Linked DNA regions of Mus musculus: all the other regions are linked to region 3. A link is a loop called in an ENCODE intact Hi-C map of the cell type or tissue named here. Cell type or tissue: gastrocnemius. All regions are shown on one strand.

Region 1 (8,000 bases), 76 kb after region 3:
TAATCAGAACTGCTATAAAGAAAGCATTTTAATTAACATAATTATCCCGATTGAGAAAAGCAGTCCTTATCCCATAGATACTTTTCAGACTAAAGATGCAAGCTGTCACAATCAGTCATAATTAAGGAAAGCCTGCTATTTTCTTCTCTCCCCCTTCCCCTCTGGGCAATGGCTCCTCCCTGGGTTAGACATCACAGAGATGACACAGAGTGACCTGCTCCACCTCGTACTCTTGTCCCCAGCTGCGTCTCCAGCTGCCTTGAAGGAAGAGCTCCCTGCTATGATCTGCATGCTGGCCTTGACTGGCCTCCCAACATGGCGAAGGAAGAACACACCCCTCAGCAAAGGGAATTGCCTCTGTGGCCAGGGAGAGAATGCTAAGAACAGAGGAAGCCAGTGGGTTCAAGCCTCCAGTCCTGCTGCACGCTCACACTCACCCCCAGCTACCTCCCTCCCAGGGCCAATCTTGACTTGAATCCATTTCCCCACCTAACAAGCAGAAGTCTGCCCACAGTCACACCCAAGTGTGCAGCCCTCCCCAGGCCAGTTAGCTCCCTTCATGGGCTTCCTGGAAGTCCGACCCCCTTTGGGGGGGGGGGGGTCATGCTTCCCACAGAGCTCTGCCTCAGTGATGCTGGCCTTACAGAGTCTCACAGAAGCTTCTACCATAGGGCCTTTGCACATGCTAGCCCCTCTGTGACATTTGTTCAGCCACCACCTGCTACCCTCAGCACACATTCACCCTGTAGGCTCAGTCAGGGTTGGCTACTTGGGAAGCCTCCACACCCACTGGATAGCAGACACATCCTTGCAACTCTGCCCAGACTTTATTTGCCCTGAGATCATGAAACTGTAAGCTCTGTGCAGAGCTGGGGACAATTTCGTTTTGTTGCTTTTGTTGTTGATGATGATGTTATTTGTGTTTAATATTTCTTCTTTGATAGTTTGATTGTATTTCTGCTCACTCCCTGTTGTTCACCCGGTTGTTGGCTTGTTCTAAACCCAGGCCTATCCTGGTCCCAGGAATGTCTGGACTGGAATTAAGAATAGGAGGCAAACACCGGAGTGGCTTCTGTACCATGGCCCCTTGGACTCGGGCCAGGCTTGGGGCTGCTTTTAGGACAGTCGGAAGTTTGGATTTTCACTGCTGGGTCTTGGCTTCTCCATTTGGTAAATGAACAGCCTACAGCCTGTTCATTTCCTCTGCCTCCCACGACCACAAAATCCCCCCAAAGCTGCAGACCTCCCTCCGTGTCCCCTGACAGAAGCTGAGGATTCCCTCATCTCACCAAGCACCTGTCACCTTCCAAGGCCACCCGGGAAGGATGAGGCTGGGTGCTCTCTGATCCCACTGCCACTGCCCCCAGCCTCAGGGTAACAGGTTTGCAGGTGACACCATGACCATATTTCACCCGCTGAGCTGCAGCTTCCTCCCTGAAAAGGTGCTTATTTTTTAGTACGTCTTAAATAGGAGGCTGCAAAGTGTGTTGTCAGCGCTTTCTAAATGGCTTGTTAATGCCTCCGCAAAGCTCAGCGTTGGCCAGAGAAGACAGCTCACTCTCCATGGCACAGCCACCTCAAGCACAGCCTTAGCTCCACACAGCCACAATGAACCCTGCTGCACTCCGCTGTCAACTGGCCCAGGAACAAAAGTATGCTCCAAGCCCACTCAGGGCAACTATCTGGGTGTACAGAAGGCAGAGCAATACCCTGCCTAGTAGAGAAAAGATAACAAATCATTGGCTTTGTAGCTTGGTGGCCCATGAGCAAATCTTTAGTTGGCCACTTACCAGCTGTGTGGCCGAGGACCAGTCACCAAATCTCTTAGAATGCTACCTCCTACCTTGTAGTCATTTGAGTAGCAAAGCAGGTAACACATATTACCTGGGTGACATCTGATTTTTTAAATGTTATAAAAATTGTTTTGCTGGGGCTGGAGAGACGGCTCAGCGGTTAAGAGCACTGACTACTCTTCCAGAGGTTCTAAGTTCAATTCCGGGCAACCACATGGTGACTCACAACCATCTGTCATGGAATCTGGTGCCCTCTTTTGGTGTGTCTAAAGACAGTGACAGTATACTCATATACATAAGATAAATAAATAAATATTTTTTAAAAATGTTTTGTTGTTACTGTTTTTTGTTTTTGTTTTTGTTATAATCTCAATATGTATCCATGGCTGGCCTGGAATTTACTATGTAGACTAGGCTGGCCTAAAACTCACAGAGTTCCAGCCTACACTCAAAGGCACTCAATACTGCAGGGTACACGAGGCTCAGTGCAGCCTCCCAGGACAGCAATGCTGTGATTACAGGAGGAGGGGTGTTCTCTGGGGGAGCTTTCCCAGACCCAACAGAGGCTCCCACATCCGGAGAAGGGAAAACCACAGATGAGGTGAGGTGCCCCATGCCTGCCCACTGGGGGCTTGGGGTTTATGGGGGAGGGGATGCAGCCTGTTTTCTTGACCTTCCACTTCAGCTGTGTGATCCAGGAGACATTGTTTCCCTCTCTGAGCCTCCCTGAGGAGGTTAGAGACCCAATACTGCCACACAGCAGGGTGCAGCCTGAGGCAGCTCAGGTAACCTCACTCTCCTACCTTTCTGGGCAACTGTGACTCCCTAACAACTGTTGATGTCTACTGAAAGTCACAGTGGGCACTGCACTTCTGGGCACTAGAGGACAGACTTGGGCTTTGCTGACTTGCCCTGTCATGGAGATGTTCCCAGGGAGGGCAGAATTCCGTGAGCAGGATGAAGATGGGGAATACCAGGGTAGCATGACACGGGGGCTGGGTCCAGTATACTTTACTGTGCTTGGCCCGTTGCTACACCCTCATCCTCATTTATCTGGTATAAGGCTCACTTTTCATCCCTATGTTGGAACTGAGGCTTAGGGCAGAGTCCTGACCCCTGCCCTCTGAGGCCACAGCCAGCAGACTGTGTCTCTGTGCATCCTAAGGGACCAGAAAAGACTAGTGTCAGAACCTGTGGCTCCCTATAGAAGCCTAGACTTCAGTGTTTCCAGCTCCAGCCCCACCCCCTGGGCACCAGGAGGCTGCGACAGGGTAAGGAGGAGCCACAGCCTGATGGCACCCTCAAGGCAGAAGTGAGGTAAGTAAGGGCGCGGGGGCGGAGGCGAGAGAAGGAGACAGATCTCGGGTGCGGCTCAGCGCTGTGATATTTTTCCCGGTTATATTTTTAGATGGACTACTTTCTCTCCCCTCCCCCTGCCTCAGTAGGAGGAGGAACACAGAAATAGCCGCTGTGCGTGTCTGAGCCGGGCTATATATAGTGGGCACAAAACCCAGCTGTCCAGGGTTTCTCCCACTCGATGCCCTGAACAGGAGCAGAGAGGGGAGGGGAGGCCCTGTCCTCTTGTCCAGTCACCAGGTGCTTGCTCAGTGCCACTAGCTTCCACAGACATTCAACTCTGACAACACCCTTGGGCACACACGTGGCTGCTGTCTCTCTGCTGAGCCCCCCCCACCAAAGGGGTATCCTTTGGGAAGTCTGGAGTGTAAGAGGCTTGATTCAGGGAGGACAGGCAGGTGGCAGAAGTGAGCAAGAGGCTAGCCAATGAACCTGGCCTTCTCTGCTCCACTCATCCTCCAGCCTCCTTAGCAGAAGGCATAATTCATATCCAGAACATTTCCTCAAATGTGTCTGTCTGGTCCCTGTAATTTTGATGGGAAAATCAGAGTCCAGGATTAGCCTAAGGGTGCCTTCCTTCTGCACTCAGCTTCTTCAGTTATAAAGAAGAGATGAGGTCAGCATAGGCCACTGTAAACCCAATGAGGCAAGCGCATACTGTCCCTGAGGGTGGGCATCCCTAACTACGAAGAGATTTTCCCAAGTTCTCCCTTTAACCAGAACCCCATTTGACAAAGTGACTGTCCTGTGAGTGAACTTTTGTCTCCTACCACAGTGCAACTAGCAGGCCTCCGAGATGCCACAGTCTCCTGATTGGCAGATGTTAGGTTGATAGTGGATGATCCACTGTGGTCCATTCCTGCAGAGTCCAGCTGGGGGCCAGGTCTCTTAGGGGCCTTCCTACAGACCACCCTGATTATATGGACTATCATGGCAAAGGGATCAATGCGCAACCACATCCTTGTGACTTTGGGCCGCTCCAGAATGTCCAGAGCTGACTTAAGTGTGGCCCATCCAGAGGCCCAGTGAACTCCAGCAGCTCCTGTCACAGAACCCAGGCAGAACAGAAGCTTGTACACTTTGGGGGTGCCAGGTTCCCCATCTTTCTCCTAGCACAGATCTAAGTACACCATCATGTTTAACCCTACACTTCCCAAATTATAAGAGAATGATGCTCATTTTACAGATAGGGAAACTGAAGCCCATGGCGAGGATAGACCTGCCCTGGTCACACAGAAAGTGATAGGCACAGCCTGTGAACCCCGATTCTCAGGTAGCCTCAGCACCCGATTCTCAGGTTGCCCCAGCAGAGACAAACCTGTGCCTGCCAGAGCTGTGGAATCCAGGATCCAAAGCAGTGTGGACTTCTGTGTTGAACAGCTGGCTTAAAAAATTCCTGATCATGGAAAATGGTCCCAGAGTATCAAACCCAGCAGGCCCAGCACATCACAGCTAGGGAATGCCAGTGGTCATCTATCTGCCCCAACCCCACCCTGAGACTTTGAGCCTCAGTACCACCTCCATCCCCTCTTCCTCCTCTTCTTCCTCCTCTTCCTTCTTTCTGAGACAGGGTTTCCCTTTGTAACTCTGGTTATCCTGAAACTCCTCTATAGACCAAGCTGGCCTAGAACTCATAGAGAACTGCCTACCTCTGCCACCCGAGTGTTGAGATTAAAGGTGTGTGCCACTACTGCCCAGCTCAGACTATTCTTCTAACTACAAACTTCACTTTGGTTTTCAAGACTTGGCTGAGCACCAAGAGGAAAGCTAGCCATCTCTCAATGGTACATGTGGGACTCTTCACTGACAAGTGACTTCAGCCAGAGCCCAAAAGTGCTCACTGAAGCATTAATTCCAAATGTCCAGCTGATTCTGGGTTGCTGGTCTTGCATAAAAACTCCTGAGGCCTTTTCTTTGTCATAGAGATCCTGACCACACCCATGGCAGTAGATATTTGCATTGCCCATACCATCCTGGTGGGCTGTGAGCACTGTCTAGTCTGGGAAGGAGGAAGTGACATGGCCTGTCCTCAGGAAGGGACTGAGATGCTTTCAGACATTGTATAAAAGAATGAGCAAGCCCTTTCAGTCACTGAAAATGGCTTAAAAAAAAAAAAACCCTAAACACCCAGCCAGCAATGACAGAACTCCCAGAAGACAGCAGAACGAGGTTTATGGGTTGGATTTGGTCATAAGCTGCTCATGACACTAAAGCTGCTACTCAAAGAAGGAAGAAAAGAGCCAGATGGGGTTTGTGAGGTGGTTGTTGGGGGTGTGGCTGGCCACAGCTGTGAGCACAATCGTGGGAAGCAGGAGGATCAGTTCAGTCCATCTTCCACAACATGGCAAGTTCAAGGCCAGCCTATGCCACATGAGGACTTCTCATTCTGAAATCAAACAAATAAACCCAAAGAAACAAAGGAAGTGGTGACAGGCTAGCCAGGTGACCCAGAAGGTTCTTGTTTTGCTAGCCTGGCAAGCTGAGTCCCACCCTGGGGATTACATGAAAGGGAACAGAGGGCATTGATTCTACAGAGTTGTCCTCTGACCACAACACAAGCACCATTCAACGTGTGCCCATGACTACACACACACACACACACACACACACAGGCACGCACAGGCACGCACAGGCACGCACACACACAGGCACGCACATATAATAACAAATAGCATCTTTTTAAGTAGTGAAGGACCCACTGGACATGGTGGCACACACCTTTAATCCCAGCACTCAAGAGGCAGAGGCAGGTGGATCTCTGTGAGTTCCAGGCCAGTCTGGTCTACAATGCAAATTCCAAGGCAACCAGAACTCCACAGAGGAACTCTGTCCCAAAAAATAGTAGTGATAGAAGAGGCGCATACTAGCCAAGAGCTGGCAAGGACGTGGTGAAATTCAAATTTTACACATTGTTAGTAGGATATAAATCAGTACAGGCAGCTGGGGAGTAGCAGAGGGGGTGTGCCTTCAAAAATGTAGGATAGAGTTATCTAAAGAACCAGCAATCCACCTCTGGTTAGATATCCCAGAGAACTAAGAGAGGATGTGTCGGAGACATTTGCCACCCAGTTTCTTCAGCACTGTTCCTCAGTGGCCAAGACGAGAGAGCAGTGTATTAGCTGTCGAGCAGAGAGGCAGCAGGGTGTGCCCATAGGGTGGAATAGTATTCATCTTTCAAAAAGGAAGAAAATCATGTTATACAGCACAATGGAGGGACCTTGGTGGTACTGTGCTTCTCCTGAGCTACAGGAGATAAGTCAGTTACAAAAACGACCAGGACATCATAAGAAGTGGGCCCTGTACCTTTTCACTGAGTCCAAACTATTTGATTAATCCCTTAGTCTGCCCCGTACAGATGGTTTAACTTCAGGTACGTTACTTAACCTCTCTGTGCTTCTGTAATAGCAGCTCATGGGGTGTGGTGAGGATTAAACCAATAAATATCTGTGAGATGCTCAGAACAGCACCTGGCACACAGCAGGAGCTTGGAAGCTTCTGTTATTACTGTCGCTATGCCATTGCTGTCCTACTTTGCAGGGCTGTTGTGAGGTCTGGGCTTGGCCAAGTGTGAAGTGTGTGGAAGGCATTCCTAATACTGGGAGCCCACCCACTATGATACTGATGGTCCATCCTCTTTGCCTCTCTTTCCTCAAAAAGCTTTAATACACACACACAGAAAGAGAGAGAGAGAGAGAGAGAGAGAGAGAGAGAGAGAGAGAGAGAGAGAGAGAGAGCCCAGGTGACACTGGACAGAAGTGTGGAGATCCACTAACCTTTGAGGGACTCAGTACCAGTAGGGCAGTAAAACTGGCTCACCCAGCCTCTGAGCACCTGTGGAGCTGGAAGGGGCACAGAGAGGGCTGAGCCAGCTCTGGTGTGAGCCTGGAGGCCAGACCCAGGTTGTGAATGCAGAGGTTCTTGATGAAGAGTGGGAAGGAGGAACACTGGCTTGGGTCCAAGCTACAGATGGCCAAACCCAGCTAGGTAGGCAAGACAGAGTCAGAGGCAAGGGAACTGGGAGCTGAGGCCCATCCACACCTCTGGCCAGATGGTCTCTGCCTGGGGCAGCAGAATGCCCTATGCAGAAAGAACTTCCTCCTCCCTAGAGCAAGCCAGAACCCAGAGGGTGCCTGCGCACCGTACCCTGCCTCCCCAGGGCCGAGTGCCAATGACTAGATGGCAAAGCACCACTTAAGCCTCTGCCCAGCTCCAACCAAGGACTCCAGGGTCCTGTCCCTCCATCTTTGACTCCACAGGTCCAGCTGTCAGGGTGGTCAGGAGAGCAGGGCCTGGCAGTCACCCGTCAGGTTACTGTCCCCAGGGGTCCTCCATCCTAGGAAGCCTGTCCTTAGGGTCACTCTGCTGCTCTTCTGCTGCAGGCAGCACAAACTCACAACTCCCGTTTCCCAGTTTCACTCTGGCCACCAAGAACTGGAGCCAACATCCTACTTCGTGAGCCCATGCTCTGATGTCTCCATTTTTCTCTGTTCTCTACTACAGACTGCCTATCTTTGTGTCACAAGTGTGCTTGGGAGTCCTCACAAATACAAATCGGCATACAATGGGTGTGAGTATTACTAAATCTGTGGCGACACAGCTTAACGGGTAAAGTGATCACTGCAGAAGCGTGAGGACCCAAGTTTGGATTGCCTGCACCCATGTGGGTGTGGTGGCACATGACTGTTACTCCAGCACTAGGAGTGGTCACAGAGACAGGTGGATGCCAGGGAACTCCTGGTCAGCCAGACTGGACAAGATGGCGAACTCCAAGTCAGTGAGAGGGCCTGTCTGAAACAATAGAGAGTGATAGAGAAAGACACCGAGAGTTGGATGTAACACACACACACACAC
Region 2 (8,000 bases), 88 kb after region 3:
TACATACATACACATACATACATACACATACATACATACACACATACACACACATACACACATGCATACACACACACATACACATACATACATATACACATACACATACATATACACATACACATACAAATACACACACATACACACATGCATACACACACATACACATACATACATATACACATACATATACACATACACATACAAATACACACACATACACATACATGCAAATACACACACATACACACATGCATACACACACATATACACACACAAATACATGCACACACATACACAAATACATGCACACACACAAATACATGCACATACACACACACACAGAGGTCCATCCAAACCCATGCAGGAACATATCTTGGACAACTAAAGTCAGATGTGAGAAGTGCATTTGTTCCCAGAGCCCTAAAGCACAGGCCCTACATGGCTTCAATGCTCTTTGCCTCTGAGGTCAACCCCTTTCCCATATGACCTCCGCTGTGAAGGGAAGTCCCTACCGCATGAAGAACAAATGACTCCAACTCTCTCCTTCGTGGGTCAGGTCTCTCAGTCCCACCCCATCCCCTCCGGGGATGCCTCTCTGTACCAAGGAAGGGGAGTCTGTTCATCTTGTCTCCAGACTCTACCTCTTTTATGTCACCTCTGCCTTGTTGGCTGAGGACATCTGTCTCTGAAAGAAGTAGTCCTCTCACACAGTGTCCCTCTTGCTCAGCAGTGCTCCGGGAAGCTTCCCCACAGCTGACATCAAGAGGAAGGCCTTGTCACCCTCCCCTCCTAAACCATAGGACCCAGTGTGAGGACTCCTCTAGCACTCATTTCTCCCTGAACTGGCCTTGATGCACAGAAACGCTGGGAAATACACCCCAGGTCACACAGCTTCCAAGTGACAGTATGAAGCCAGGCCCAGAGCCCAAGTGCTCCCTCTGGGCTGTGTAGGATGCTCCTCCACCCCCCTGGACCTTGGAAAAGCCTGAGACTGAAGGCCAGGCAGGAAAGGACAATGGGGTCTCCCTGCTGGGACAGGGGAACTGAGGTGAAAATAAAAACGGAAAGCCACATTTGAAGCAGACGCAGAATAAGCTTTCAAAGCTAAAAATGTTGCTAGCACTGGCCCGACAACTCCTCCGCTGCTCTGTTCCTGTTGGAGCAGGAATGTACTCTACCTCGGCCAGTAGCTCAGTCCCACACAGAGTCGGGCCAGAAGAGCCATGCAGCAAGGATACGGTCAGGAGTGCCAGCAACCCCACCTGCCAAACGCCCTTTCTCTAAGCCTCCTGGCCTCAGCTGCCTATACCAAACACTGGTTCCCACAGACAGGTGTCCACCTGTGGAATCTGTATGGCTTTGCTCAAGGCAGAGCACTGTCCAAGGCTGGTACAACTCATGCCCAGCCTTGACTGCAAAGGAAGCCATGCCCCCACATGCCCCACCCTTCTCCACTGCCCTAGCTGATGCTAATGGGAGCACTCCTGGATTTTCTCAGCACCTCTTCCCAGGCCTTCCTCAGCCCATGCTCACACACATGCTCACACACATGCTCACTTGGGCGCTGTCCAACAGGCAGTCTTCTCTATCGTAGAGGTCTCCCAGGGCCGGCCCACTAATTGCTCAGAAGCATATCCAGCAATGCTGACAGCCCTGTAGACTTGAGGCCATCTCTCCCCTGCTCCCTGGACCCACACAACATCCACACTTCTGAATCCCACACATCTGCGGGCTCCCCAGATCACCACCCTGCCCATTTCTATTCCTCCCCATAGTGACCACCATCAGCCCCACCTGGGACGAGTGCCGATAGCTTGAGCTCACACCCAGCTAAGCAGGGCTGAGGCTGTGCTGCCACCCTAGGAAGGGACACCAAAGGCAGTGATTGCAAGATGGCCTATCTGAGGAGGCACGCTGCAGCTGGATGTCTGGCAGGGTCCAAACGCAGAGGAGAGACGAGCAGGTCACATCCATGAAGGTCAGAAGTGCTGGCTGACTGTGGCCTCCTGGTCCCACACACTTTCTTTAGGATGTGATAGTCCAACTCCCACACACACCATGGGTCTAGGAGTGGGGACCCAGACCACAGTCTATTTCACTACTGGGTTCCATCCCTTCCCAGTCTTGGCTCCCCCAGCTCTAAGAAGGGAACAAACTGCTCCTTCCCAAGACTGCTGTTGCTAAGACGAACGAGCTAATTAAAGTCTGGAAAGGTTTCTTGAAGACTTAAAAAGAGGTGATTGAGCATGCAAATCAGGAGCAATTACTGCCCCTCCTCCAGGTAGGCAGCCTGGGATGTTGCTACAGGGCAACTCTCTGCTCTGGAGCAATAGGCCCTGGCAGAGGGCTCAGCTATGGAGTGCTGAGCTTCCCCTGACCCTCAGGTCCTCCCTCTCTTCTCACACCTCTGTTGCTTAGCACCTGGTGTGTGCGCTTTACCGTTTATTGAGCACCAACTGTGTGCACCGTCTTCTCTACACAAAGTAATGTCCAGAAGGATTAATTTTCAGAAGCGCCCTTTGACCTATCAGAAAATGAAGGAAAGGGTACCACACAGAGAGGAGTGAACCTGACCCTCAGCTCATGACCTCACTCACCCCCCTGCCAGGCTCGGGGGAGGCTCACTGCACCAGTGCCATACTCCATAGTCTCTCCTGCTGGTTTAGTTTGTGGAGGTGAAGCTGACTCAGCAGCCACATTCAGGCGATGATAGGAAATTAAAATCCCCAAGTCTGCAGGAGTGTCTTGGGCATCAGGACAGAGGCCCCCCGCAAAGTGTCTGCCCTGAATCTGGAGGCTGTGCCTCACCCCAGGCCAGCAGTGCTCATGGGAAGAACGGGGTCCTCAGGGTGATCTCAGCACAAGACACCCTAGAAACCCAGTGTCTGACTTACCAAGTAACCCCCAGCCCCAACTTCCTCACCTGATTTACCTCACCTAGGGGCCCACAGCTTTGCTCTCCTGAAATGCGTAGGTAAGCCTCACTACTGGCTGGTGCCCTGACTGCTCCGAAGGGCCCTGAATGCCCATAACCTTGGCCTTAGTAGACTATGAGACACCTTCTTGCCCCCATGCTGATCCCTAAGCCTTGTCCATTAATTCAGGAAACCCTTAGCAGACCCACACGGCTGCAGAAGCAAAGGCAGCCTCCAGGAGATGGAAGAAGGAAAGGAACCACACTGCTCACCTCTCTGGGGCCTCACTCCAGGCTCACAGCTCGCCAGCAGGACTCCTGCAGAGAAACAGCAGGGAGGAGGTGAGCAGACATCCAGACAGACGTGTCCTGTAGTCAGCCTCATCCAAGCCTCTGCTCAGTCTAGACTTCCTCTGCCCCAGGGGCAGGAGAGGCTGCCCAAAGATGCCCAGCCTGTTTCACAGAGTGAAACCAGAGTCAGGTCAGAGCAGCTGGTGACTGAGATCTAGGGCTTGCTTTGGCCAGCCCAGGCTCCGCATGTGCTCTGAGATATGTGAAGCAGACCACCGCATCCCACTGTACCCTAATACCCCACCCTGACTATACACAGGAGCAAGAACAGTTGTCTGGTGGCTGGACACAAAGGGCTGGGCCTCACAGTCACTTGCAAGGCCAGATGTGGGCCATGGTCCAGCAGGGCCCAGGAGAACTGAGAAGAATGGAGAATCAAGACCCACATATGCCTGGTACCCTGACCCAGCCCAATTCACCTATGTCACTGGCTCACCCTGTGACTCTGGGATGGCCCTTTATCCCTCAATCAGTAGTTACCAGCAGGTACATCCATCACCAGGGGGCAAACACAGCTTACTGCCACCCTCAGTTTCTGAGCAATGGGTCCTGGGTGGGCTTGAGACTGCATTTCAAGCAGGACCCCCTGGGAAATGGTACTGCCATTCAGGGTCCTATTTTGAAAACTTTTGGATTTGAACCTTTATCTAACCTGCAAAATATATAGTCTGATCTCAAGAAGTTCATAGCCTGAGGGTGCACACACACACACACACACACACACACACACACACACACGCTCATAGCAGCCATGGGGGTGAGATGGGGTTGCTTTCCAAACACAGATTTGACAGTTGAGAGCTCTGGGCTGGTGCAGTCCTAGAAGACTTCCAAGAGGAGGTAAAAATTTAAATTTCCAAACACAGGTGATGCACACCTTTAATCCCAGCACTCAGGAGGCAGAGACAGGCAGATCTGAGTTCGAGGCCAGCCTGGTCTACAGAGTGAGTTCCAAGACATCCAAAGCTACACAGAGAAAGAAATCCTGCTTCAAACAACAACAACAAAAATCTAAATTTCTATCACTGCATAGTATTGTTTTATTATTTAAGTACAATAGACAAATTCCTGTTCCAGGCCACTTCTCAGAGGTACTGAGTGCCCTCTGGGGTCCACGTGAACCTGTAGAGAGGTGCATATGCAGGGTCTACACAGGGTGCACCGGATCCTGTGTTCTTCCACAAATGTCCTCACAGAGTACCAACTGTTGCTTGTGCTCACTGAGTGCCTACGTGTACACCAGATGGCAGGCCAAGAGAGCCATGTGTTAACCCCACTGGTCCTCATTGACATGGGGACACTCAGCCCATCATTCTCTGGAGCAGTGGGTTCTCAACCTGTACACTGCAAGCCCTTTGGAGGTTGCATACCAGACATGTGAATATCAGATATTTACATTATGATTCTTAACAGTAGCAAAATTACAGTTATGAAGTAGCAATGAAAGTAATTTTATGGTTGAGAGTCACTGCAACATAAGGAACTGTATTAAAGGGTTGCAGCATTAAGAAGATTGAGAACCACTGCTCTTGAGGATACCGGGGTGTTGAATGGTGAGCTGCCCAAGGGCTCCTAGTTAGAGAGCACCCAGAGTCTGGAGCCTGGAAGTGCCATACGAGCTATACTGTGCTCCTCCACAAGGGGGCACACCCTCTCCAGATGACTAGGAGCCCCAAAGAAGTTTGCCTGGAGGGTTCCAACTCTGTTTCAAACATTACCTACTGGGTGGTGGGAATTCTGCTTCCTTGTGTAATGCACTTCATTAGGCACATTCCCTAAGAGTAGGTCAAAGCATATACCCACTCCAGATTTTTCTAATTGTTGCCAAATGCCCTCCAAACACGTATTTTGGCTGACATGTTATTTAATTCCCCATGACAGCTTTTACTCAAGATTAGTTCCAGCCAGGTTCACGTCTTTAATCCCAGCACTTGGGAGGAAGAGGCAGGTAGATCTCTGTGAGTTCAAGGCCAGCCTGGTCTATACAGTGAGTTCCAGAACAGCCCTGGCTACACAGGGAGAGTCTTAGTCACTGAGATCTAGTGGCATCTGAGGTGACATCTCCTTTTTGCAGAAAGAAAAAAAAAAATCAAAAGCCTAAGAATCAGAGAGATTAAGCCCAAGGTCCAGTCTAGCACAGTATCATGGCAGGAAGTGTTAGCTGGAGGAAAAGAGGGAGGGAGGAAGGGAGGGAGGGAGGGAGGGAGGGAGGGAGGGAGGGAGGGAGGGAGGGAAAAGATGCTCAGCTCTCAGCTCTTTCTGTCTTCAGTGCCGTCCTGACTAGTATATCGAAGCGCTCTCGGGAGCCAGGCTCCGATCCCCTCCACTCCACAAGATGATCATAACAGATGTTCAGAAAGCCGTTTGGTCAGACCAATGGTCATGCTCTATGCCCTGGTCCGCAAGATTTGGACGGTATCCGATGAGCTGATGGCTTCTCCCACATGTAGACACTTATCTCTGGCCTCCCAGGACTACTCTCCTCTGGTCACTCTCACTCCAAACATCAGAGGTCAGTGTTCACAGGCCCTCTTCCCTCTCCTGACCCCTCACTCCTTGGTTGGTTTTCTCGGGTCTGGGATTTTGACACAGTTGCCTCTGGCTCCCTCGTGCTAGCCCCGGTCTCCTGAGCACAGCTACAGAACTAGAAGCCGATTTGTCATTGCCCTCCTAGAAGCCCCGTCCAACACAGAACTTCATTTTTAACCCTAAAGTACATCTCCCTCCATCTTGACTCCTCTTTACCCCACACCCACACCCAAACCATCACCAGCCACTGACATTGTTCCTAAAACACATCCAGTCCCTGAGGACTCAGCTCCCACTCTGTCCCACTCTGCTCTCACCCTGCTGGAATTGGGCAACTCTTATGGACAACAATTCAAAGCCCACGGCAGACTCAGGACATGCTGCGGCTGCCTGTATCAGCAACCCATCATAACGCCTTCAGGGCTTGCCCCACTCTCAGAACCCCCTTCCAATCACTGTGGCCTCTGGCCATTGTTAGGTGGGCTAGCCTCAGGCTGTAGACATCTTACTCCTGGTGCAAAGCTCCTCCCTCCCCTCAGCCCGCAAGTATAGTGCCTGGGCATACTAACCACTCACCTTCACACCTTCACAGCATTTATATTGCACCTGTCCTTGCCCTGCTTGGGTATGTGTGTCCCTGTCCCTTGTCTGTCTCTTTCTCAATGCAGACCACAGATACCTTGTTCGCCTCTGAACTTCTGTGTGAACTGTGTGCTGCCAAGTGAATCCTCAGAAACTTGTTTGTTGAGTGAATAAATAAATTAGTGGAGCCAGCTATCAGCGACTTAACTCTCTGAAGGAAAAGTCTCCCGTGGGAAGCAGGAAGGCACCCTCATCAGGGCAGGACCCCGAGCACAGGCTGTTCTGTGACAGTGGGGGACTGACAGGTACCAGTGGGGCTTGCAGCATCTCTGGGATGCCACGCTCAGCAGCCCCAACCAAGGGGCACGTGGGGCTTTCACACCTGCCAACCCACCCCACTCGGGAGGGAGCCCTGGGGCAGCCAGCAGCTGAGAGAGGCTGGCAGGGGGCCAGCATGCCTGCCAACAGCTGGCGCTGCTGCCAGGCAGCCGGGTAATCGTGTTAGCCAGCGGAAATTGGTCCAGGGAGTTTTTTTCCTTCGCCTCCCATTTTCCTTCTCTTCCCTTCCCCCTTGGAGCTGCAAGACTCATAAGATTGATCTTCGCCTGAAACGGAGGAGATAACTCGATATAATGAACTCCACTGTCCCTCTTGCTGTTTGGAGCTTTTAAAAAATTTAACAGGGTTGGGGACAAAGGGGGAAACACTGTTCTCAGGGGCTCTCTGAAAGCCCCCAGCCCTGCTCTAGGCCCCTCCCCCAACCTGGCTTCTGCCTCCTTTCCCTCCCTGCTCCCCTGGGATGCCTTCATGGAACAAGGTTAAAAATATCCCCTTTCTCTTGCAGGTTTGAAACATAATTTTGGTGAGGTCAGGACTGGGCCCACCAATGGTCCTGCTTCCCACAGCCCCCAGCTCATGGCTGGCTCCACTCCCCAGGGTCACCAGCCTGCCTGGGGTGTGTGTGTGACAAGTTGGCTCAGTCCATTGCTCTTCAGCAGGCCAACCACCCACTGGGGTTCTGGCAGCTGTGTGGCTTTTGTTCCTGCAAACAGCTCTTTAAAGAGCTGCCTAATGACACAAAGGAGCCTGGCTCACTGCACCCGGGCACCGTGCACACCTCACTGGGCAGCTCTCAGTCCTACCTCTTTTTGCTTGGTGTCCTACTCAGTTTCACATAGCTGTTTAGTGAGCATCTACTCTGTGCCAAGCACTAGGCTGGAGGCTGAGACCACCAAACCCTGAGTCTCCTGACCTAAAGAACCTTATAAAGCCTGGTGACAGAGGCAATCATCTGTCAGTGGTCATACAGGTAGAGAACATATTGGAAAGAGCTTTACGGGAAAGGCCAGGGAGCCCCCAGGGTATGGCAGCGATCAAGGAAGGCCTTCCGTAGAAAGTGTCCTTCTAGTGAGAGCCAAAGGACAATGAGACTACCAGGCCGGAAAGGAGCAAGGATGTTATGGGGAGCATGCTACTAAATGGGGTCCCTCATCTGGTGTTCTCGGCCAGCAGAAAGAGACCAGATCCACAATCTACTTAGCACCCAAGGCCCACGTGCTCTCTGTGTAGACCTCGTTAAACCCTGTGCACCTTTCAAGACACAGCTCCATGCTTGCTTGGT
Region 3 (8,000 bases):
GCAACAGCTCATTCTGGGAGGAAGAGGGCATTGGTCCTCTAGAATTTTGGGTTCAAAAATAAAAAAAACCAAACAAACAATTATCTAGTGTAAGGAATGAATGTTTAGAGACAGATGGAAAAGAAAGATGACACCCGAGGATCAAAGAGGATCGTGACAGATAGACAGCTCTCTACATTCTTCTCAGTCTTGCAGGATCCCTCCACTCACAAAGCATCAAAACTCAGCGTGAGGCACACACCCATCTGGTAAAAGCTGCTTCCTAACCCTCACTTGCTCCAGGTCTAGGGAGCATCAGGGTCTTGATGGAGCCCTACCCAAGGCCATCTCATACACACTTCAGCTAGGGATGGGGAAGGGGTACAGAGCCAAGAGCTGTACCAGGTGTGGGGGTCCTGCCCTTCTTTGACTGAGGCAATTGGGTGTTGCCCTCGGGCCTTCTGAGACCACGTGCCTTTTCCCTGGCACCTTCAGTGTGGCTCTGATGCTCTCTTTGCTTCTCCTTTCTATCACCCCCCACCCCTGTCTCGCCTCCCAGCAAACCAGGTGCCAACATCCTTCCAGTGGCTGAGGACTCTGCACCCCTCTTGGCCCACACAAGGACAAAAGGCCAGGAGCAGTGGAACATCCCCCGCCCCTCACTAGTAGTCTGTGAGGTCAGGGAAACCCCAGGCTCTCTGCCGGCTTGGTGCCCTCGAACTCCCCTGGCACCGATGCCTGTGCTAAAGTCGTTGGCATAATGGCCATCAGGGCTGAGCCCAGAGCCCGGAACCAGGAGAGCTGGGCGCCCTCTGGCTGTCCAAGCCCAGCCAAAGACTGAGGAAAGGCTGGGCTGGCAGAAAGGGGCTGGCCCAGATGGTCTTGCCCCCACCGCAGGCCTCTTGCACTCCCACCCACCAGGGCATAGCTGTTCCCATCTTCCATGTGCCCCAGTCGCCACACCACCCACCACAGGGCATTTGAGAACAAAGGGGAGGTGCCGCCACAACAAGAGCTGGTCAGGGGCTGGTCAGGGACCCCAGCAATAAGAGACCCAGGGGACTGCCTACCTGCCTGGCCCCTCCCCTTCTCAAAGTGGGACCCGCCCAGAAAGAAACATCTGGGTGTCTTAGAGGGCAGGAAGCCCAAAACCCACCCGAATAGGGTGCGTTTGGGGGGACACACACAGGAGGCTCCTTCCTCACCTCCCCCCTTCTCAGCAGGCTCCCACTTCCCACCCATTTCCCTAGGAATGAAAAGTGGGGCAGGAGGAGGTGAGAAGCCCGGCTGAACGAAGACAAAGGGGAGCCCCGAAGGTTCCTGGGTCTTCCTCAACTGGACTCCCCCCTCCCTTTTCTTCCGCCCTCCACCTCCCTTTCATCCAGGCGGAGCGAGAAAGGAGCCAGAAAGAGGCTGACAAGGTTCCTGTGGAGAGAGGGGCAATCCTAGAGCCTGGGGAGAAACTGTTTGCTAGCTGTGTCCTCAAGCTTAAGGGTATTAGCCAGGGCTGGGGAGTGGTCTCTGGTCCACCGAAAGGGACTCACCCAGAGCTGAGAGAACATATCCTCTTGGGTGACCACTGCCCAGAATGGGAGGATGATTTAGGGGGCACCAGGGCAGGAATGGAAAGGAATGGTAGGGATCTCTCCTTGACCACGGGTCCCAGCTTGCCAACCAGGGATCTGTTAGGACCAGCGGAACGGAAATGGGAAAATCATTTGAAACTTGAGGGTCAGGCCTGCGACCCCAAAGGGGGTCTGGGCGGTACAAGGTGCCCTACATAGCCCCATGAGGGTGAAGCCTGGGCCGACAGCAGCTTCCAGCTCCCAGCTCGCCGCAGGGCTGCCGACTCGGGCTCGGCCAAGACGGAGGGGCTCACCTGCATCTCGGGCGCGCTGTCCGTCCGCTCGGCTTGGTCACCAATCGCATGTCTCTCTTGCCGGCGCGGCCCCAGCCCCAGCCCAGCCCCCCTCCTCGGTCTCCTCCTACAACACCTCCGCCCGGTCCGCGCGCCCTCGCAGGGCTGGCTGTCCGTCTGTCTGTCCCACGCGGGCGGGAGCCCAGTCGACTCTAGGGCAGGAGCTCGGGAGTCGGGGGCGGAGGCCGAGGCCCTGGCCGTAGCGGGCTGAGGAGCCGGGGCTCTCAGGACGAGTGTTGCGGGCTCCCGGAGCCTGGCTCTGTCCCTTGGGCCGGCCGGGAGCGGCCGCCACCGCCTCTACCGCTGGGGCCGGGGTCGAGGCCGGGCGTTCTCTGCAGCGGGGCCGGGGCCAGGGCTGGGACCGGTGGGCAGCTGCCGCGCATGCTGCTCTGAGCCCCGCGTCGGGAGAGGGGCCCGAGCGGCGCGGGTGGGGACTCCGCGCGCTCCGGGACCGGGACGGGTCCAGGTCCGGCCGCCTCCTGAGCTGCCGCCCGCTCCGGCTCCCGCGCCGGCTCCCGCTCGGGCTCCGCGCTCTGCCGCGGCGTGGGGAGGGAGCGAGAGGAGCGAGCAGCGAGCCAGGGAGGGAGGAGGGACAGAGGGAGGGAGGGAGGGAGCTAGTGAGCGAGCTCTGGAGCCGGGCGGGGGAGGAGAGAGAAGGCGCGGCCGCAAAACCTGGGTGGGGGTCCTTCTTTCAGAGAACCGGACGAAGATGGAGGAGCGCCCCAGCAGCTGCCCAGCGCCCAGGGCGCAGCGAGAGTGGCAGCGGGGCGCAGACGAAGAACGCTCCCGGGCCGGCGCCCCCGCGCTCCCGCCCTGCACCACGCAGCGCCCCTCTGGGTCCCAGGCTCCAGCAAGTCTTAAGCCAGCCCAGCCCGCGGTCTTCCCAGAGTGCGTGCACCCATTCGCGTTTGATTGTCTCTGGCCACATGCGTGTGCATGTGAGCGCGTGTGTTCACACGTGTTAACTGGGGTCACTGCACACTGCCGTGTGGACCGACACACGCACGTGGACAGACAGCCCCCACACCCCCCAACCTGATCACGGTTGTTTAGAGGACAGCTTGAGGAGGGTCAGGTCTTGACCCCTCCTCTCGAAATGTCCAGGACACCCCCCACCACACACACACACACACACACACACATACACCACACCACACCACACCACCACCACCATTGCTTCCTAGGGATCTTAGGGTGAGGCCGGCCGCCGGGAAGCACAGGAAGGGGATGTGGAAGCCGAGCTGGCTAAGTGGGTCTACCGGGAGGCCAGGTCTAGAATCTGCTTTAGCATCCCAGTCCCCTCCCCGTCGGGTTTCCTGTCCAGCAGAGGGCAGCAGGCCTATCTGCCAGGCTCCGGACGGTGGCACTCTACCAAGTGACCAGCAGAGGGCAGTATAGATCCTCGGTCTGGGCTTAGCTATTTACCATCTAACTCCCTAAAATAAATACTGAGTTTGGTGGGTACCACATCTTCAGATGGCTCCACAGAACAAGACCTTTACATAGAGACCCAAACTCTTCTTGGGCCACAGATCAGAGACTAGCCTGGCAGGGTGGCCTGGCAAGGGCTGCGGTGTAGGCAGGCAACCCGTTGGGACCTCATCTATCTACTGCACCTCTTTCCATCTGCTTGAAGCCAGATGCCCCTTAAAACCATGCCAGATTGATTAGAATAACCATCAATGAAGACACCACAAGGCAGAGTTCCCTTCTCCCCATTAGCACCTCAGCACTCCCGATAGTTTGTAGGCAGGCAAAGAAGGAAGCTGAGCAGGGCAGGAAGAGACCAGCGCAAGGCCTGTCTTTCTGGGGTGGGCAAGGATCCCGTTCCCAGTACCTCGTTCTCCTTCCAAGGAACCAGACTGACATTTCGGAGATACCTGGCTGGCTTGGAGAGGCCAGCTTCAAGTTCCCACCCCCAGCACTGTCTTGATTTCCACAGACCAGCCTTACACACATAGTCCAAAGAGTTGCACAAACCTGTTCCAGCGAAACCGATCTTGGATACCTCTCAGCCTCACTGGCACACCACTGCTTGGGACATTCCTGCCTTCTGTCTATGTCCATATCTCAGGCCTACCTAGAGCCCTTTCCCTGCAGGTGTCAGTGATGCTCCTTGCATCTTACATTCTTCTTCCAACAACCTCAGGAAGAGGCACTACTACTCCCCTGAAAATAAAGAGCAGGAACCCCAGGCTCGGAAAGGTTACGTGACTTGGCCACGGTCACACAGCTTGTAAACCGTGGAAAGGGAATTTGAATGGCTTTCCAGGGCTGAGTAAACCAGTGGGAGGCAGGCTTGGCAGAGGGACTTACTGGTAGGAGGGGAGGTGGGGCGGCCACACGAGTCTCCTCCCTTCCAGAGCCTAGCGCAGGCGGCTCTTGGGTCCCCCGATTCCGTGATCCTTGCACCCCCTTCCCAGTCTCCCCAGCTCCCCCACCCCGGCTGTTTGTGAGTTACTGGTGAGCTCCCGCCCTCCCTCGCCGCCTCCTCCCACAGCCCGACAGGAATAGACGCTCCCTAGCTCCTGCGTAAAGGCTCTGCCAGACCCGATGCGGGGCGGGGGCGGGGGCGGGGGCGGGGGCTATTCCTGGTGCGGCGACTGACGCAGGCAAGGCGCGGCCACCGCAGATCTCCGCCCCCGACTCACCTGCTCCCTGCCTCAGTGATCTGGTCGGGGAAATGGGGGAGAGTCCATCGCCCCCACCCTCAGTCTCCAGCTGCTAGATGAGGAAGCTGGTGTGCTAGGCTGGGATCTTGCGGTGCCCATCTACCCATCTTCTCTCGGTGTCCTGGGACGATGGAGGAGACATCACTGCTACCTTGAAGCCTTACTCCTCCATTGTGTGGTAGTCCAGCAATTGTTCTTTCTCTATGTATCCTGAAGAAATGACCCCTCTCAGATTCTCCATCTTATTCCACCAGAGGAAGCAATGGGAAAGGGAGACTTGGGACGGGTAGGGCACTATACCCGAAGAAGCCTTTGTAAGGGCTCTGCTGGGGCCTGGTCCCTGACCTTATCATTCTGACCACGAAGGGAGGAGGCTAACACTGGATCCTTTCCTTAGCCAGATGACTGGTGGGGTGGCCCTCACCAGTGCTCTCACAGGTCCTAGGGCCGCCTGTGAAGCATCAGGATGGTCTAGTTTGGGGACTTTGCTAGAAACAGAACTACAGCCAAGGGATGTTCACGGACACCTCCAGGCTTTTGTTGGTCTACCTCCTAGGTAGTAATTGTGTTTCAAGAACAAATGAATATCCATCTCTTCTGTGCCTGCCTCCCTCCCCAGACTTAATGGCCTTAAGCAAGGCCCCTGTGTTGTTCTCTGTCCATCCACTAGGAGCTCCCAAGAGCGAATGGGCACGGAGGACATCCTGGTCTCCCATGTACAACTAGGAAAGAGCTAACAAAGTAGGAGCCAATGGTTTCAAGGAACCAGTCTTCTGTAGCCTGAATTCAGGCCACAGAGCAGGGGCTGGAGTAAGCTTTCCAGGGCAGGCGGAGGAGAGGACTGCCTTCTAAAACACATCAACCAGCCTGCAAGGGCTCTGAGCTCTGCTTTCCTTCCTCTCATGACTGGCACAGCCGCCAGCTGTGGTGGCTCACACCTGTGTTCCCAGAGTCCAGGAAACTGAGGCAGTGGGGTGTGGGGGTGGGGTTGCTGCAAGTCCCCAAGACATCTGTCTCAAAATGAAATAAAATAAAAGCAATGAAACAAAGAAGGATTGAGCTTGTAGATCCTGTCATATCAACGAGAGAGTCGATGCTTGGATGGATTGCTGCATTGCCCACGTTATCCTGCTTGAGAGAGGCCAGGCGGGGCTTCGGTTGTGAGTGTTCACTGTGCCGTCCCAGCTCTGTTGCTCTCTCACCCTTGGGGCTGAGGTTTCAGCAGGCAGGCAGGGCCCTAGCAGGAACAGGGATCCCCTGAGGCACAGACTGGAGAGGGTGGCACACACAAGCCTGCCTCCGTGTCTGTGTCTGCTGGTCCTGCCTGCTTGCATCCCAGCAGCTCATAGGGTTTTACGATGATGGTTATTTCTGAAGGCACTTGAAATTAATGACGGCTCTAAAATGGCTGGGACAGCAGAGTCATTGCTGAGACCTCTAATTAGCAAGAAAAACGGAGCTGAGGAGCTAGGAGTCGGCGGAAGCTGGGTGAGAAGCAGTAGGCATGGAATAGGGGGTGAAGAGGCAGTGCCCACACTCAAGGCCTTTAGAGCTGGGTGCTCAGGTGAACCTCATGTTCTGTTTTATGTCACAAGCTAACTATTACATTGCTGTGTGACCTTTAAGGGAACTACCCCTCTCTGGGCCAAAGTTCCCTCAGATGCTGAGGCCTCAGGACTCTTTAGCTCTGCCTAGACTTTGAGGACACTGGGGTAAGGCTCCTGAGTTCCTTAGAGGAAAATACTATGCTCCTAGAAAGCTGAGTTCTATAATCAGGGGCATTGTATACCCAGGAGCTACAACAGAGGCCCCAGACTACCCCATGCTCTGCAGCACTTTATGTCAGTGTTACGGAGTCCGTAGCATAATGAAGTCCTAGGGATTCAGGCTGGAGGAAAGTGGATTGGGACCTGGCAGTTAATCCATAGGTCAGAGTCCCATGATGGTGCAGTTGTGAAGCAGAAAAAGGAGTGGGGACCTGAAGGAGCTGGGTGAAAAGTCCCTGCTTTTGGAAGTAGCCCTGTGGCCAGGCTGTGAGACCTTGTGGTCACAGCTTCACTCAGGGCTGAGGTTGTGGTGCCATAGCTGGACCAGAGCAGTCAGTAGCCCTCTGGGGGTGCTAAGCACCGAGGCGAGGCTGGGAGGCTCTGAGACTTCAGCAGAAGCCTTGGCAGGGTTGGAAGGCCGCCTGTGCCATCCCTGGGGCCTGAAAAACAAGAACTCTGTCTGAAGTCAATCAGTGAGTCCCTGCCCACTCCAAAGCCCCTAAGGAAAGACCCAAGGATGCTCCTAACCTTGAGTTACCCTGGAATGGGAGGAGCCAGAGAAATGTTTTCTTCACTGGGGAGAAAAAGGTTAAATTGGGAGCAAAACATAAAATGCAAATCTAAATAGTTATTTGTATAGAGGGGCCACTCTGCAGCTCTTTGGGACCCTGGGCTCTGTGCTTGGCAGAACAGCTGCTCCTAAGGGCCTGGGCTTGGCAGTCCCCATGGAGACATGAGGAGAAATTTGAGCTAATGCGTGCAAACAGGCAGCACTGTTAGCAAATCCATTCATTAAGCACTCATCTTGAGTTCCGATGTGCTGGAGACTTGTCTATTAACTTAGCTCAGAACCTGTTATTATCTGAGGTCAAAGGCAGTGTAGTAGATTCAGAGGCACCCGAACAGCCTCCTGTTCTAGTTCTGATACTCTCTCTAATTGTTATGTGACCCTGGACAGGTCACTTCAGTTCCCAAGCTTCAGCTGCCCAGCCCTTAGGCAGACCTAAGATGACTCCCAGTGACTACTTCTACCCTACAGACTCTCACTGTGTTATCCCAACCCTCCCCTGAGTGCAGATGGACCAACTGACTCCTGCTCCCTCCCCTCCTGTTGTCCCAGGGATTCACACAGGCCAGACAAGAGCTCTAACCCTGAGCAACATGTCCACTCCCTGACTCATTTCTGAGGAGTAGAATATGGCGAAGGGACAGGATGTCACTTGGGATATAAGATTATAAAAACGGTACAGCTTCCATCTTGGATGCTCTTTGTCCATGGTGGTTTGCCTATATGAGTGAATCCATTGCCGTATCACTAGCAGCTCTGGTGAGAAGCTCACTCAGAAAGGAGCAATGTTCCCCGAGTAGAGCCTTGGGAAGATCACAGCTCTCTGGATACCTTGACTGGAGTGCCCAAGAGACCCTGACTCAGAGATGCCAGGTCTACCTCACTTGTATTCCCTCCCCGAGCAATCTATGAGGTCATATTTATTTGTTCTAAGCTACTGCAGGTGTGGTTTTTTACAAAGCAGCGCCTGACTAATGTATGCTCTGCCTGTTACATGTGTGCCACCATTCCTTGCTCTCGCCATGGGTCAGGGCACGGGCTAATGCAGGCAAAGTGCCTCCTGCCAACGGGTGAGGAACTACACAGCAGCTAGGCTG
Region 4 (8,000 bases), 190 kb after region 3:
CCTTCCTTCCTTCCTTCCTTCCTTCCTCCCTCCCTTTCCCCTCCCTCTCCCCTCCCTCCCTCCCTCCCTCCCTCCCTCCCTCCCTCCCTCTCTCCTTCCGTCCTTCCTTCCTTCCTTCCTTCCTTCCTTCCTTCCTTCCATTTTGTCTTTTTCTGTGACAGGATCTCTACATAGTTCTGGCTGCCCTGGAACTCACCCTGTAGACCTGGAACTCAGAGATCCGCCTGCCTCTGCCTCCCAAGTACTGGGAATAAAGGCATGTGCCACCATGCCTGGTCTATCTGCTTCTATTTCTGATTTTTAGTAATTTGACTCTCTCTTTCTCTCATCTAGTTAAAGCAATAATTATCAGCTTGTGGGTCAAGACCCCTTTGGGAGTCAACCCTCTCACAAGGGTCACCTAAGACCCTCAGAAAACACAGATATTTACATTATGATTTATAACTAGCAAAATTACAGTTATGAAGTAGCAACAAAAATAATCTTGTGGTTAGGAGTCGCCACAGCATGAGGAAGGCTGAGAAGCCCTGAGTGAAGGTTTTGTCGGTGGTATTTTATTTCCGAGATCTGGCCTTCGTCTCGGGGATGCTCTTTGCTGTTTCCTGCTCTCTGACCTCTCTACTCTGATTGGTACCATTTCCTTCCTCTGTTCCGCTGGGGGTTTGTTTGTTCCTTTTCTAGTTCCTGGAGTTGAAAGTTAAGTTGTTGGTTTAAGAGCTCTCTGTATTTCTCTTCTTAAGACACAGTCTCAGGTAGCCCAGGTTAGCCTTGAACTCACTATGTAGCCAAGGATGGCCTTGAGTTTCTGATCCTCCTGCCGCTGCCTCTCAAGTACCAGGATTACAGAGCTGCAACAGGATAGCTAGTCTACGTGATGTTGGGGACTGAACCCAGAGCCTCTTTGATGGCAGGCAAGCAATCCACTGAGCCTCATCCCCAGTCCCTCTATCTTATGATTGGATGTAGGTGTCTGTTCCTGGAAATTTCTCTTTAGCGTTGCATTTGTGATATCCCATAAGCTTTAGTATGTCTGTTTTCATCTCCATTTATCTCTAGATATTTTTCAAATCCCCTGTGATTTCTTCTTTGAGCCACTGGTTGCTCCAGATCATGCTTAAACGTATACAAATCTGTGAAATTTCCCATTTTCCTCTAATGATTGACTTCTAAGTTCATGCTGTCGTGGTGATAGAGTATGCTCTGTGGGCTATCTACCCTTTTAATTATATTGAGACTGTATTTTACATCTTGAACGAAATCCCCTACTGAAGAGACTGTGAAGTGGTCTAGTCATAGTGGGAACGGGCAGAAATTCCTGGAAAAGTTAGAATTCAGGTAACAGTGAGATCCAACAATCCTGTGTTCTCAAAAGAATTTAAGATAGGCTCTTGAGAGACATCTATGCTCCGATGTTCACCTCCACACTATCTGAAATAGATAAAACAAGAGAGCCCCCAAATACCCATCAGCAGAATAGATAAGCCAATGAAATCACGTGGCAGACTGTTACACAGATTTTTAAAGAGAAAGAAAACAGCCTGGCATGATGGGGCACCCTTAGTCCCATCACTCAGGGTGCAGAGGCAGACAGATCTCTAAATTCAAGACCAGCCTAATCTAAACAGTGAGTCCCAGGTCAACCAGGACTACAGAGTAAGAATTTGTGTAAAAAGGAAAGGAAGTTTATTGGCTGGTTTTGTGTGGCAACTTGACACAAGCTGGTCTTATCACAGAGAAAGGAGCCTCCCTTGAGGAAATGCCTCCATGAGATCCAGCATTTTCTCAATTAGTGATAGAGGTGGGGAGGGCCCATTGTGGGTGGTGCCATCTCTGGGCTGGTAGTCTTGAGTTCTAAAAAAAAAAAAAAAAGCAAGCTGAGCAAGCCAGGGGTATAATCAAGCCAGTAAGTAGCACCCCTCCATGGCCTCTGCATCAGCTCCTGCTTCCTGACCTGCTTGAGTTCCAGTCCTGACTTCCTTTGGTGATGAACAGCAATGTGGAAGTGTAAACTGAATAAACCCTTTCCTCCCCAACTTGCTTCTTGGTCATGATGTTTGTGCAGGAGTAGAAACCCTGACTAAAACAGGGAGGGAGGGGGAAGGAGGGAGGAACCTTTAAGGGTTTGTGGAGTGGAGTACAACTCCAGTAGTGTGCTTACAGAGCATGCACAAGGCCCTTGGATGTATTTCTAGCCCCTCAGGGAGAAAAAAAAAAAAAGCCTGACAGCAAATGCAGCATCCTGAACACTGAGGACATGTGCCAAGTTCTATAAGGCACTTTACAGAGATCAACATGCTAAGATTCTGCTTCTGTGTGAAGTACTTGAAGACAGTGAGTAGGGCCCTGTAAGATCAGCATCAGGCAACACTATTTGCTTTGTAACTTTGGCAACCCGAGTACAAGCCCAGGAACACACATGTGCACCATGAAACCCCCCACACACACACACACACCAATAAATGAAACTTAAAAAAATAATTCTCCCTAAAGTACATAGAACGGTGATTGCCGAGATCAAAGAGAGACGAGAAATGGAGAGTCACTGCTTAGTGGAAAAAGTTGTGTTTTTTACAAGAGGAAGAAACATGGAACAGACAGTAGCAGTAGCTCGGAGCATCGAGCGTACATGCCACTGAGCTGTGCATCTAAAAGGAGTCAAAGGATAAATTTTATATTAGGTTTATTTCACAACAATAAAATTTTTGGCAAAAAAAAGATATAGTAACCACAAAAGATTATGAATATAATATGCAGCATTCGACGCACAACTAAAGCAATCTGGAAATGAGTGGGTTTGTAGAGTACAGAAAGAAGCACAGGGAAAGTACTTATCTAACTGAAAAAGGGAGGAAGAGAACAAAATAAAGCCAGTGAGCCCGACAAACTGAGCTCGACTCCCAGGACCTACACAGCGGAAGGAAAAGAAGAAACTCCCTCTGCTATCTCTGACCTCCATAGAAGTCCTGTGGCACACTCACACACACACACACACACACACACACACGCACCACACGCACACGCACACGCACACTACAATTAAAGAACAAAGTATCAGGCCCAAGTTACCAAGAAGAAAGAAAACATCCAATATGTTATTAGTAAGAAGCAGAAAACACACACCTGAGGTGCAGGCGTTGGCCGATTATGCTTCTCACATCAGCCATGCAGAAGCTATTTCTTTGTACACTATAAATTTTTCATTTTGACCTTGTCTATCTGAAAAGTGATTATTTGTTTGAGCAGTCTGATCTTTCCTTGGGAGGTCTGGTGATAAGTTCTGACTGACGGTTGACTGGTTGATTCTTTTAGGACAAGGGGTCATATAGCTGAGGTTCCTTCAAACTCGTTGTGTAGCCAAGGCTAGCCTTTAGCTGCGGATTCTCCTATCTCTCTCTACCTTCTAAGTTCTGGAATGTACCACTCGCTCTGCCTGGTTTAAATGTAGGCATGATATTTTTTTATGTGTATTTACTTATTTGGATGGTAGAGAGGGGGAAAAGGAGAGGGCAGGGGTGGGTGCTGTGTGCACACATAGAGATCAGAGACAACCCAAGCAAGCCACTTCTCTTCTTCCGACACGTGGTTTCCAAGGATCAACTTTAGGCTGTCAGACTTGAGAGCTGCTTCCTTTACCAACTGGGCCATCTTGTCAGCCCCACATGAATGTCTGAACACTGCGTGGGAGAAGCAATCTGTGTCAAATGACTTTTAAGACTTTCATCTCAGGGTGATCCTCTCACCCATCAATGCCGTGGGAAGAGGACAGGGCCATCTCTGAGGGTCAGCGATGTGCAGGCTCTTGCCTCCCCCTCTTCCCCTCACTCCATCATTCCCTACATCTCCCCACCTCTCCTGGGAGAACTGCTAAGGATCTTGCCTTGAAGTCTCCTGGCTCAGACAATTCAGACCAAGCTTATGCATACAACTCACAGGGCCCCAGGGAACAGTGCCTAGCCCCTACCTACCCTGAGAAGTAGGAGCAGGGACTGCCAGAGCCTGCTTCATCACACCTGCTGTATGAGGTAGACAGCAGGAGGGCTTTCTTATAGGACCAGACAGAAAGTATTCACGATGGTATATGGGGTGCGGGAGTGGGTCTTGTTAAGGAAATCACTGTTTATCTTTGTGGCTGCTTAATGCCAGGCCTTGTGTCCTTTAGTTAGTATTTTCATCTGCTTGGGAAGAAAGTAAATCATTGACAACTGCTCTTGAGAGTGACTTGGACCAATATTGAGCCTATAAAACCCCCTAGCCTGGTAAACTTCCTCATCTGTGAAATGTCCTTCCCCCAGGGAGCTTGCAGAGCACACAGACTCCTGACAGCTTTCTGTGAGTTCCTTAGAGCAAAGCTAGATATGGCTCTGGGTTCTCTACAGGCCTGCACTATCCCATCTGTCACTGGGTGGGCTGAACCCTTTTACTGAGCCACTTTTTGGCATTTGATTTCCCCAGAAGCACAGCTTTAGAGGGAGTAGGTCCCTTACTCACCAGGCCCGGGACAAATCTTTCTCCAGAAAGGAAAAGGGGGTGCCCTCTGGTGGAGATTTGCATGTTACCGTAGCCTCTGTTCACCCAAATTCTGCAAAGTGCAATTGACTCTGAAGCAGGCGTCTCTCTCTCTCTCTCTCTCTCTCTCTCTCTCTCTCTCTCTCTCTCTCTGTGTGTGTGTGTGTGTGTGTGTGTGTGTGTGTGTGTGTGTGTGTGTGTGTGTTGTCTTATGTCACTTGGTAAGTGAAGGCAAACATTCAGGAGATGACACAAGGTCATTGTTGGCTACACACGTAGTTCAAAGGCACCCTGATGTGTAAAACCCTATCTTAACCCAAAAAATCCGTAAAGCAGTCAAAGCGACAGAATACGACTAGTCCAACACCCATCTGCTCTGAAAAGCCAGTGGAGGCTTAGAAAGGACCAGCCTGCTGCCCGAGGTCCCAGGCTGTGCACCGCGCACACGCACGCATACACACCCTAGAGCCATGGGGACCAAATCCCCGCTGCCCAAAGGGGAAGCCTGAGGAGGAGGGGAGAGGAGCCGGGAACAGAACAGAGGATGGCAGGAAGCTGCATGAATTCGCTCTGCCCAATTGCAGCTTGATCAATCGGGAGCCGCGAGCGTGGCGGGTGCGGCTTCTGGAGCCACAGCTCCCCTGAGCCCCATCACTCAGCACTACGGTAATAAAGTGGCCGGGCCTGGAAAAACGCTATGAGGCTCCAGAGAGCTCAGTCTCATCCCGCTGGATTATAACCCTGTTATTGGCACCCCTGGGGCTTGTTCTGTCTCCTTCAACCCCAGCTTCATAGATGAAACTTGCCAGGGGGGCCAAAGGGGTGAGGCAGCCTGGCAGGCAGCAGCAGGGGCGGGAGAAACCTGATCTCCTTTTTCCCCCAGTCCAGCATCCTCTGAGGCCTCAGCCACCACCCACCCTCAGGGGGCTGGTGCAGAGGAGAGACAAAAAGAGCCTGCAATCCCAGAAGGCTCACATATAGTCCATACTAGCCAAAGGCCCAAGAAACAGCAGGCTTGGTGTTCAGTGGCAGACACACAGAACACAGAAATTACCTGAGTGGCTTCAAAGGAGGCGGGGAAGATGAGGAGAGACAGCGCCAGGTATGATAACATCCTTTCCACAACTCTTGAGGGATCCACCTTGTCCCCATGCCCCCGTGAAGAGACAGAGGGCATCCTATGCAGCAGGTGCCCCTCTGTGGTTCCCCATAGAAAACTCTGCCCAGCAACCCAGTGCTTCCAGAAAAAAAGTAAAAATTCTATCGATAATGTTATTCATCTCTGTACAGCGAGGACATTCTGATTCATGTAATATAGATGAAACTCAAAATCATTATACCAAATGAAATAAATCAGACACACACACACGCAAATACATGTTGCATAATCACTACAATAGAAAATTTCACAAAAAGCAGAAGAGAGGTGTCCAGGGGCTGGAGGAAGGAGCTGGGATCTCACTGTTTAATGAGTGCAGCTTTTCTGTTCGGAATGATGAGAACATTTCAGGTATGGGGAAGAATGTTACCTGCACAGCTTATGTGTTGAACCGTACCATAAATTAGCTCAGAATGTGCTGGGTCCTACACTAAACTGTAAGTCTTTAAGGGCAGCCTCGTGTCCTTCATGCCACCAGATTGTATAATTTAGAATGGATAACCAGTAGGTACAGATACATGCATACATAAGTATCAAATATACATGCATATATGGGCATGTATGTGATTTCTTCAAAAACCTGTTACCTGCCACCCAAAGCCCTGACCATCATTCCCTGGTTTCAGGAAGCCATGTCTGTAGGATATGAGAAGACGAAGACACGTGAGTAATGTCCCTACCACCACATCTCGTCCTCTGCACTGACCCTTGTCATGGCCACTGCAGAAGACTCTTGGCCTCAACAGCACCATGTCCTGTCTGACACCTCTGATTCTTCAAGATTCTGCTGAGGTAAGCCTGCACCAAGACCCTAGCCTCTCCGTGGTACCACTCAACCATGTTCCAACACAAGAGTTAGAGCCACCTTCCTCCGGCCATCCACATCTCCTGAGCTGCCTGCAGCAAATTACTCAACTTGTGGCTACAGACAATACGTCTGTGGAAGTGAGGCCAGACAGGGCAGGCTAAGTCATCACAAAACAGGTCCCCCAGTCATCCCCGGCCTACAGGAATACTTATATTCTTAATTAAAATAGCAACAACAAGTGCATTGCTGAACAGAAATAGAATTTGGGTGATTTCCCCTGCAGTTTAGATCTGAAGGCAAGCCAGGCCTTCAAAGCAGGAGGGGCCTGGCTCTAACATTAGGGTCAAGCTTCATGTTAACCTCCAAGAGACTACAGTGATAGTCTGGTCCATGAGCAACCATGGAGAGAAAGGGTAGTGGATGGGGCAGATAAGTTGGAAGAAGGGCTGGAGAGATGGCTCAGTGGTTAAGAGCACTGACTGCTCTTCCAGAGGTCCTGAATTCAATTCCCAGCATCCACATGGAGACTCACAACCATCTGTAATGAGATCTGATGCCCTCTTCTGGTGTGTCTGAAGACAGCTACAGTGTATTCATATACATAAAATAAATAAGTATTTTTTAAAAAGAAATTGGAAGAAATCACAGACATTGGGATAGCTGTAACCACTTCATCTCTCTAAGGACATTTTAAAATTACTCAACTAGAAGTTAAGGCATAGGTATTAGCTTAGCAACTTTACAAGCTGTAAAAATGAAAATCCACCAATCAAGGTCTAAACTTGTGTTATTTTCCAGTGCAGAGGATGTTGAATCCATATAAGTAAAATCACATCCAGGAGAGAAAAAGGATGGAGGGAGGGAAGGAAGGAGAAAGGGAGGGAAGAGGGGGACCTGGATGTCTCTACGACGAAACCCATCTGTATTTCCAAAATCACTATGACGTTTACGCACTCAATCATCTCAAGTATTAGCCAGCACCATGACATGTCTACTAATGTGCCATGTCCCTAACTAGACTGTGAACTTCTCAAGGGCAGGTAATGTCTCTTTGTGGTCAGAGTCTAACAGAGCTGGGCACATAAAAGGAACTAAATGAACGTGTGCTCTGCAAATGAATGCATTATTCTTCCTATCTGCAGTACGCGGCACAATGTATGTTTCATCCCCAAAGCCTGATGCGTGATGTGCTGTCCTCCACGGCACAATGGCCCTGCTTCCTGTTGAAAGACAAGAGGTTCAAGAAGCAGCGGCAGCTCGCAGGAGTGCTGTCCTGTCTTTGCTCATTAGCTGGCTGGCTGGGGGGAGTAGTGGGTTTGTGAAATGGCCTCCGCTGCTAAGAGGCTGGGCTGCCTGGGTAAGCGGCCTGAATCCTGAGGCAGGAGCTGTGCCAAACTCTCAGAAAGCTCTGAGTAGCTCCAAACCCACAGTTTGAATGATGAAATCAAAGTGAAGTTTCCAAAAAAGAGATTCACAACAGCCGGATCCATTTAGAATAAAGGAAAGAGAAAAAAGAAAAAAAAAAAA

What was found. Hi-C counts contacts between places; a loop is a spot of excess contacts. Peaks named below come from ENCODE experiments on the same cell type or tissue, not always from the same donor. Only the 100,000 strongest peaks of a DNase experiment are listed, where the experiment ranks them.
Region 1: it touches region 3 in a loop (2.4-fold over the local background); 11 of 42 quality-filtered maps call a loop at or near these places.
Region 2: a loop joins it to region 3, with 2.8 times the contacts of the local background. A loop is called at or near these places in 11 of 42 quality-filtered maps.
Region 4: it touches region 3 in a loop (4-fold over the local background); 4 of 42 quality-filtered maps call a loop at or near these places.

What each region holds. Positions count from the first base shown.
Region 1 is chr9:56,709,632-56,717,631 of GRCm38, forward strand. It overlaps a transcript of Lingo1 not described here. Among named protein-coding and RNA genes, the nearest start is that of Gm31642, 63 kb to the left of the region's middle. In gastrocnemius, CTCF peaks have their summits at 2,670 and 3,524; DNase peaks (open chromatin) are centred at 6,652 and 7,208; H3K4me3 peaks cover 540 bases; H3K27ac peaks cover 3,285 bases.
Region 2 is chr9:56,721,111-56,729,110 of GRCm38, forward strand. It overlaps a transcript of Lingo1 not described here. Among named protein-coding and RNA genes, the nearest start is that of Gm31586, 72 kb to the right of the region's middle. In gastrocnemius, a CTCF peak has its summit at 4,904 (motif pointing right); DNase peaks (open chromatin) are centred at 1,549, 4,513, 4,905, 6,811 and 1 more place.
Region 3 is chr9:56,633,217-56,641,216 of GRCm38, forward strand. Lingo1 (leucine rich repeat and Ig domain containing 1) reads right to left here and starts at 2,432. Exons shown (of 2, transcript NM_001311076.1): 1 at 1,859-2,432. The coding sequence starts at 1,864. In gastrocnemius, CTCF peaks have their summits at 796, 3,255 (motif pointing right) and 5,227; DNase peaks (open chromatin) are centred at 421, 832, 1,327, 2,019 and 6 more places; H3K4me3 peaks cover 2,496 bases; H3K27ac peaks cover 668 bases.
Region 4 is chr9:56,820,592-56,828,591 of GRCm38, forward strand. No RefSeq gene overlaps it. Among named protein-coding and RNA genes, the nearest start is that of Gm31586, 28 kb to the left of the region's middle. In gastrocnemius, a CTCF peak has its summit at 4,510 (motif pointing left); a DNase peak (open chromatin) is centred at 4,507; H3K4me3 peaks cover 511 bases.